Regions from separate parts of the Homo sapiens genome. Here region 2 is linked to region 1. A link is a contact called in ENCODE Hi-C or POLR2A ChIA-PET data. All regions are on one chromosome and are shown on one strand. Each heading gives the region's core, a stretch centred on a gene start or an enhancer-like site at or near the end of the contact. The rest is flanking DNA. Distances are from core to core; before and after follow the strand shown. Region 1 holds the start of BTBD2 (BTB domain containing 2). Region 2 holds the start of REXO1 (RNA exonuclease 1 homolog).

The links. Hi-C counts contacts between places; a loop is a spot of excess contacts on that map. ChIA-PET counts read pairs that join two places held with the same protein, here RNA polymerase II (POLR2A). Pooled maps may share reads with other maps.
Region 2: a pooled map shows a loop between it and region 1 (3-fold over the local background). The contact joins the promoter of REXO1 here to the promoter of BTBD2 in region 1. A Hi-C loop is called at or near these places in 1 of 50 pooled maps. POLR2A ChIA-PET finds 5 or more read pairs at or near these places in 4 of 52 experiments (AG04450, CD4-positive, alpha-beta T cell, CD8-positive, alpha-beta T cell and 1 more).

Annotation. Positions count from the first base shown.
Region 1 is chr19:2,014,258-2,017,500 of GRCh38, reverse strand. It overlaps BTBD2 (BTB domain containing 2), which reads left to right and starts at 1,787. Exons shown (of 9, transcript NM_017797.4): 1 at 1,787-2,204. The coding sequence starts at 1,798. It overlaps LOC107985278 (a long non-coding RNA gene), which reads left to right. Exons shown (of 4, transcript XR_001753845.2): 3 at 201-318; 4 at 407-1,156. RefSeq lists silencers at 1,981-2,130, 2,141-2,190.
Region 2 is chr19:1,847,229-1,850,084 of GRCh38, reverse strand. REXO1 (RNA exonuclease 1 homolog) reads left to right here and starts at 1,602. Exons shown (of 16, transcript NM_020695.4): 1 at 1,602-1,883. The coding sequence starts at 1,727. RefSeq lists enhancers at 1,135-1,214, 1,235-1,384 and a silencer at 1,405-1,874.

The DNA of each region.
Region 1 (3,243 bases), core at 538-3,037:
TTGCAGTGAGCCAAGATCGCCATCACTGCACCCCAGCCTGGGCAATAGAGGGAGACTCTAAAAAGAAAAAAGAAAAAAGAAAAAAAAATTGTAACTACCTCAACCACCCACTCTGGAGAACTGAAAATAGCATTATCACTTGGGTTTTTTTAATACCCTATTTTCTTTTTCTTCTTTGTTTTTTTTTTTTTTCGAGACAGGATCTTGCTCTGTTGCCCAGGCTGGAGGGCAGTGGTGGAGTCATAGCTCATCAAAAGCTCAACCTTCCAGGCTCAAGTGATGCTTCCGTCTCAGCCTTCTGAGTAGCTGGGACAACAGGTGCGTACCACCACGCCTAGTTTTTTTTTTGTTTTGTTTTGTTTGTTTGTTTGTTTGTTTGAGACGGAGTTTTGTTCTTGTTGTTCAGGCTGGAGTGCAATGGCGCGGTCTCGGCTCACTGCAACCTCCGCCTCCCAGGTTCAAGTGATTCTCCTGCCTCAGCCTCCCGAGTAGCTGGGATTACAGGCACCCGCCACCAAGCCTGGCTAATTTTCGTATTTTTAGTAGAGATGGGGTTTCACCATGATGGGGTTTCACCAGGATGGTCTCGATCTCCCGACCTGGTGATCCGCCCGCCTCGGCCTCCCAAAGTGCTGGGATTACAGACGTGAGCCACCGCGCCTGGCTAATTTTTGTATTTTTTGTAGAGACAGGGTTTTGCCATGTTGCCCAGGCTGGTCTCCAACTCTTGACCTTAGGTGATGCACCCCCCGCCTTGGCCTCCTGAAGTGCTGGGATTACAGGCGTGAGCCACTGCGCCCGACCTGGTTCCTCAATCTTTGTGGCATTTGTCTACCTTGACATTATGTATGTAGTAAGCGTTTTGGGGGAGTCCCAGCTCCGTCCACACTGACCACCCCCCACACCTGGCCTGGAGAGGGTGCTGGGCGTCTGCTGAGTGTCAGTGCACGTGGCCTGCATCCTGCTCGCTCATCCGCAGCTTCCCGGCCTCAGGCTATGTCTCTGTACAGCGGAGCCTGCGCCACGGAGCAGGCCCGCCACCTGGGTCCGGGGTCTGGGGTCTGGAGTTTGCGCTTGGTCTTTGGGTTGGGGGTTCCGGGTCTGAGGTATGGGATCTGGAATCCGGAGTCTGAAGTCTGGGGTTCAGAGTCTGGGATCTAGGATTCAAGGTCTGAGGCCTGGGATCCCGGACTGAGGTCTGTGCTCCAGGGTTTAGGATTCCCGGTCTGGAGTCTGGGGCCTGGTGCCTGGACCCCAAATTCTGGACCTCGGTCTGGAGTCTGGGCTTCAGGTCAGGATGCTTAGGGAGTGGAGCAAGAGGTCTTCCACCAGCTCCTCCCCTCTACAGGCCCCTCCTACTCTTCCCTCTCCTCCCCGTCCCCTCCCCTGCAACAGCCTCCCCCATTCACCTCCCTTCTCCCCTCCCTCCTCCCCTCCCACCTCCCCTCCTTTCCCCTCCCTCTCCTCCCCTCCCTCCTTCCCCCTCCTTTCCCCTCCCTCTCCTCCCCTCCCTCCTTCCCCCTCCTTTCCCCTCCCTCTCCTCCCCTCCCTCCTTCCCCCTCCTTTCCCCTCCCTCTCCTCCCCTCCCTCCTTCCCCCTCCTTTCCCCTCCCTCTCCTCCCCTCCCTCCTTCCCGCTTCCCCTCCCCTCCCTCCTCCCCTCCTTTCCCCTCCCTCCTCTTTTCCCCTCCCCTCCCTCCTCCCCCTCCTCCCCCTACTCTCCTCCTTTCCCCTCCCTCCTTCCCTCCTCCCCTCCCTCCTTCCCTCCTCCCCTCCCCCGCCCACGCCGCAGCCACAAAATGGCGGCGGGTGGGAGCGGCGGGCGTGCGTCGTGCCCGCCGGGGGTCGGGGTCGGCCCGGGCACGGGGGGCAGTCCCGGGCCCAGCGCCAACGCCGCCGCCACCCCGGCCCCCGGCAACGCGGCCGCCGCCGCCGCCGCCGCCGCCGCCGCCGCCGCCGCCCCTGGGCCGACGCCGCCCGCCCCGCCGGGCCCCGGGACAGACGCGCAGGCCGCGGGCGCGGAGCGGGCGGAGGAGGCGGCGGGCCCGGGGGCGGCGGCGCTGCAGCGCGAGGCCGCGTACAACTGGCAGGCCAGCAAGCCCACCGTGCAGGAGCGCTTCGCCTTCCTCTTCAACAACGAGGTGCTGTGCGACGTGCACTTCCTGGTGGGCAAGGGGCTCAGCTCGCAGCGCATCCCCGCGCACAGGTGGGCGCCCCGACCCCGCCAGCCCTGGCCCCGACCCACCCAGCCTGCTGCCCGGGCCCTGCACCTGAGGCCCTGCACCCCTCTGTCCCCGAGACCCCCGCACCCCTCCATCCCCGAGCCCTGCACCCCTCTGTCCCCGGGACCCCTGCACCCCTGCATCCTCAGGCTCCGAACCCAACTCGGCCTGCACCCCGGGGCCTGCACCTGAGGCCCTGCACCCCTCTGTCCCTGGGACCCCTGCACCCCTCCGGTCCTGAAACCGACCCGGCCTGCACCCCGGGGCCTGCACCCTTCCATCCCTAGACTCCACCCAGTTCCCTGGGCTCTGCACCCCTCTGTCCCTGCCTCTGCACCTCTCTGTCCCCAGACCCCACCAGGCCTGCACTCTGGGCCTCTGCACCCCTCCATCCCCAGGCCCCCCTGGATCCTCCACCTCTGGCTTGCGCCCCCAGCCTGTTCCCCGGGATCCCAGGCCCTGTACCCCTGGGACCCCTGCTCTCCTCCGTCCCTGGACCCACCCAGCCTGCACTCCGGTACCCTCCGTTCCTGGGACCCTCCAACTCGGCCTGCACTTGGAGCCCCTGGGCCCCTCCATCCTCAAACCCCACCCAGCCCGCACCCCAGAACCCTGAATACCCCATCCTCAGGGCCCTCCACCCCCCGCCTGCACCCTAGGACCCTCCATTCTTCCATCCCCAGGACGCTCCATCCCTGGACCTCACCCCTCCCTGCACCCCAGGTCCCCAGACACCTCTGCCCCCAGATCCCTGGGCCCCTCCACCTCCGGCTGGAACCCCTGCCTACACCCCAGGCCCCTCCATCCCTGGACCCCACCTGGCCTGCATCCCTGGGTCCCCTCCATGCCCTGGCCCTGCACCCCCACCCACCACCCCTGGGACTCCTGTGACCCTCCAACCCTGGGACGTGTACCCCTATCTGCTCCTCCATTCCCAGGACCCCAACCCACTGTTTCTAGGACCCATGACCCCACATGCCACACCCCTCCATCCCTATACCCGGGGATCCTCAGGACCCCTCC
Region 2 (2,856 bases), core at 353-2,852, 170 kb after region 1:
ACGCCTCCACTGCCCATGATAGGACAGCTTTGAGATTAGATCAGGTCCTCTGCAGAGTCGCCCATGACCCATCCCAACCCACGTCCCCTCATCATTGCATCCTGTCATTTATTTATAATTGTGGTAAAATCACATGCACATAACATAAAATTTGTCATCTTAACCATTGTATTGTTATTTGAGACGGACTGTCACTCTGTCACCCAGGCTGGAGTGCAGTGGTGCAATCTTGGCTCACTGCAACCTCCGCTTCCCAGGTTCAAGTGATTCTCCTGCTTCAGCCTCCCAAGTAGTTGGGACTACAGGCGCCCGCCACCACGCCCAGCTAATTTTTGTATTTTTAATAGAGGTGGGGTTTCGCCATCTTGGCCAGGCTGGTCTCAAACTCCTGACCTCGGTTGATCTTCCCTCCTCGGCCTCCCAAAGAGCTGGGATTACAGGCGTGAGCCATCGCGCCCAGCTAATTTTTGTATTTTTAGTAGGACAGGGTTTTGCCATATTGGCCAAGCTGGTCTTGAAATCCTGGGCTCAAGTGATCCACCCGCCTCAGCCTCCCAGAGTGTTGGGATTACAGACATGAGCCACTGTGCCCGACCTAAGACTTTGCTTTCTATTCTTTTTGGGTGTATACCCAGGAATAGAGTTGCTCATAGGGTAATTCTGTTTAACTTTTTCCATCTCTACACAAAATACAAAAAATTAGCCAGGCATGATGGTGCACACCTGTGGTTTTAGCTACTCGGGAGGCTGAGGTGGGAGAATCACCTGAGCCAGGGAAGTCGAGGCTGCAGTGAGCCGTGATCGCACCACTGCTCTCCAGCCTGGGTGACAGAGCAAGACCCTGTCTCTTAAAAACAAACTTTTTGGGTTTTTTGTTTTACATAGCAGTGGCACTATTTTACAATCCCACCAAAATGCACCAGGTTAAACTTCCCATTAAGACGTGGGCCTACTCCACCAGACTACAGAGTTGCCCCATCCCAGCCTTGTTCCTCGTTTGTCTGTTAAAATGCACCCTCTAGCTGGTATACAGTAGGCGCTCAATATTTGTTGAACAAATGAGTGAACGTGGACCTGGTCATTAGACTGATGACAAGAGTCGAGGTTGGGGAGATTAAGGCGTTTCTTGAGAGCCAGCTGTATACCAGGGCGAGGGGATTTTTAAAGACTGTGAACGGAGTAATTCAACCATGAGTTTCACCTGGCCCAGGTTTAAGGCCACCTCCCCGCAGAACTCTCCTCGTCCAGCAGAGGGCGCCTTAAGGTGATATGCTAACGAAAGGAAATAATATGCAAATGAGTAATAGCGGGCCCCGCGGGGCTTTTTTGGTCAGGCGCGCCGTGGACAGCCCTGGCGCCGCAGGGGCCTGGGGCTCAAGATGGCGCCGCTACAGCCGCCGAAGGTCGGGCGGCGGCGCTGGCGAGGCTCCCGGAGACCGCAGGCAGGGCAGCCCCTGCCCTCCTTACTTCCTCCCGCGGCCGTCTGTCCCGGCCCAGGGGTCCGTCACCAGCCTTGGTCGCGCAGGAGCAGGCGTTTCTGAGCAGGCGCGCTGCGGGCAGCCCCTCCCGGGGTCCCTTGCGGCGGCGTCCCGAGGGCCTCCGGGGGCCTCGGAGCAAGATGGCGGCGGCGGGGTCCGTGAGGCGCGGGCGGCGGCGACCGCGGCGCCAGTGAGGGGGCCCTGGGGCCCGGGCGGCTCCGGGCCGGGGCCCCGCCGCGGGACGGACCATGCTACGCTCCACTGGCTTCTTCCGGGCCATTGACTGCCCCTATTGGTCTGGGGCGCCCGGGGGGCCCTGCCGGCGGCCCTACTGCCACTTCCGGCACCGCGGGGCCCGGGGCTCCGGCGCGCCCGGTGACGGCGGAGAGGCGCCCCCCGCAGCAGGTAATGCCCGCCCGCCTGCTTGCCTTGGGCTCGGCTCCCCTGCCCGGGTCTGGACCCCACCCCGGTCCCGCCCGGGGTCCCCGTTCTCGGCCCAGCCTCCTCCCCACACGTTCGCGGGCGACGGTTTTCCCAGTCGGGACCGGAACCACCCACCCTGGGACCCGGTGCAAAGCACTAGATGTCCCTAAGCCTTCGTCTTCACGAGTGTGAAATGTCAACTAGGAGGACGCGTCCTGCCAGGGCTGTCTAGAGGGCGGAGTGCGAGCGCATGTTGAGTACCGGGCACCGGGCCTGACACAAGGGGGCTCGGGAGACGGGCGCGGCCGGCGCTAGGCAGGTCCTGGACTCCTCCTGCCCCTGATTGGCGCCCGCCGCTTCCCGGACCCCATGTGCTTGTGGCCGCCCTTGTTTATTTCCATGACGTTTCCTCCGGCCGCGCCTCTGGCAGCGGCCACCTCAGTCTCCAGTCGTTGAGTTAGGATGGTCCGAGGATCGTCTCTTGTGTTTGTCGAGCCCTGTGTCCAGCATGACTGGCAGGGAGGAAGTCAAAGCTTACTCGAGTGGGCTCCGAGGAATTCCATGCTTTTGGTCGGGCAGAGGACGTTGGTGGACTCCACCTCACAGCGTCATGGTGGTTTTCATCGTCATGGCAGCGTTTCTTGGAGGAGATGTGGGATTTGGATTGGAGAAAAAGAGGGACATCGCAAGGAAAGTCGTGGAGGGAGGGTTATCGAGTGTGATGTCATTCAGACTCCCCTGTTACCTCTGTCCCTTGATAGTGGCTCTCTGCTTCACCCAGCCCCTGACTTCCTTCGTCCCAGATTTCCTCATTGGGCGTGAGTTTCAAGCACTGTTTTTACTTTAACCATGAAACAGTCTCAGCTCAGAACCTTTTCCTGCAAAAGAGAAACATCTTCTCTAGGATTTAAGAATAGGTTTATTTTCCTGTTTTGCCAGAAAAGGTAGCATTTTT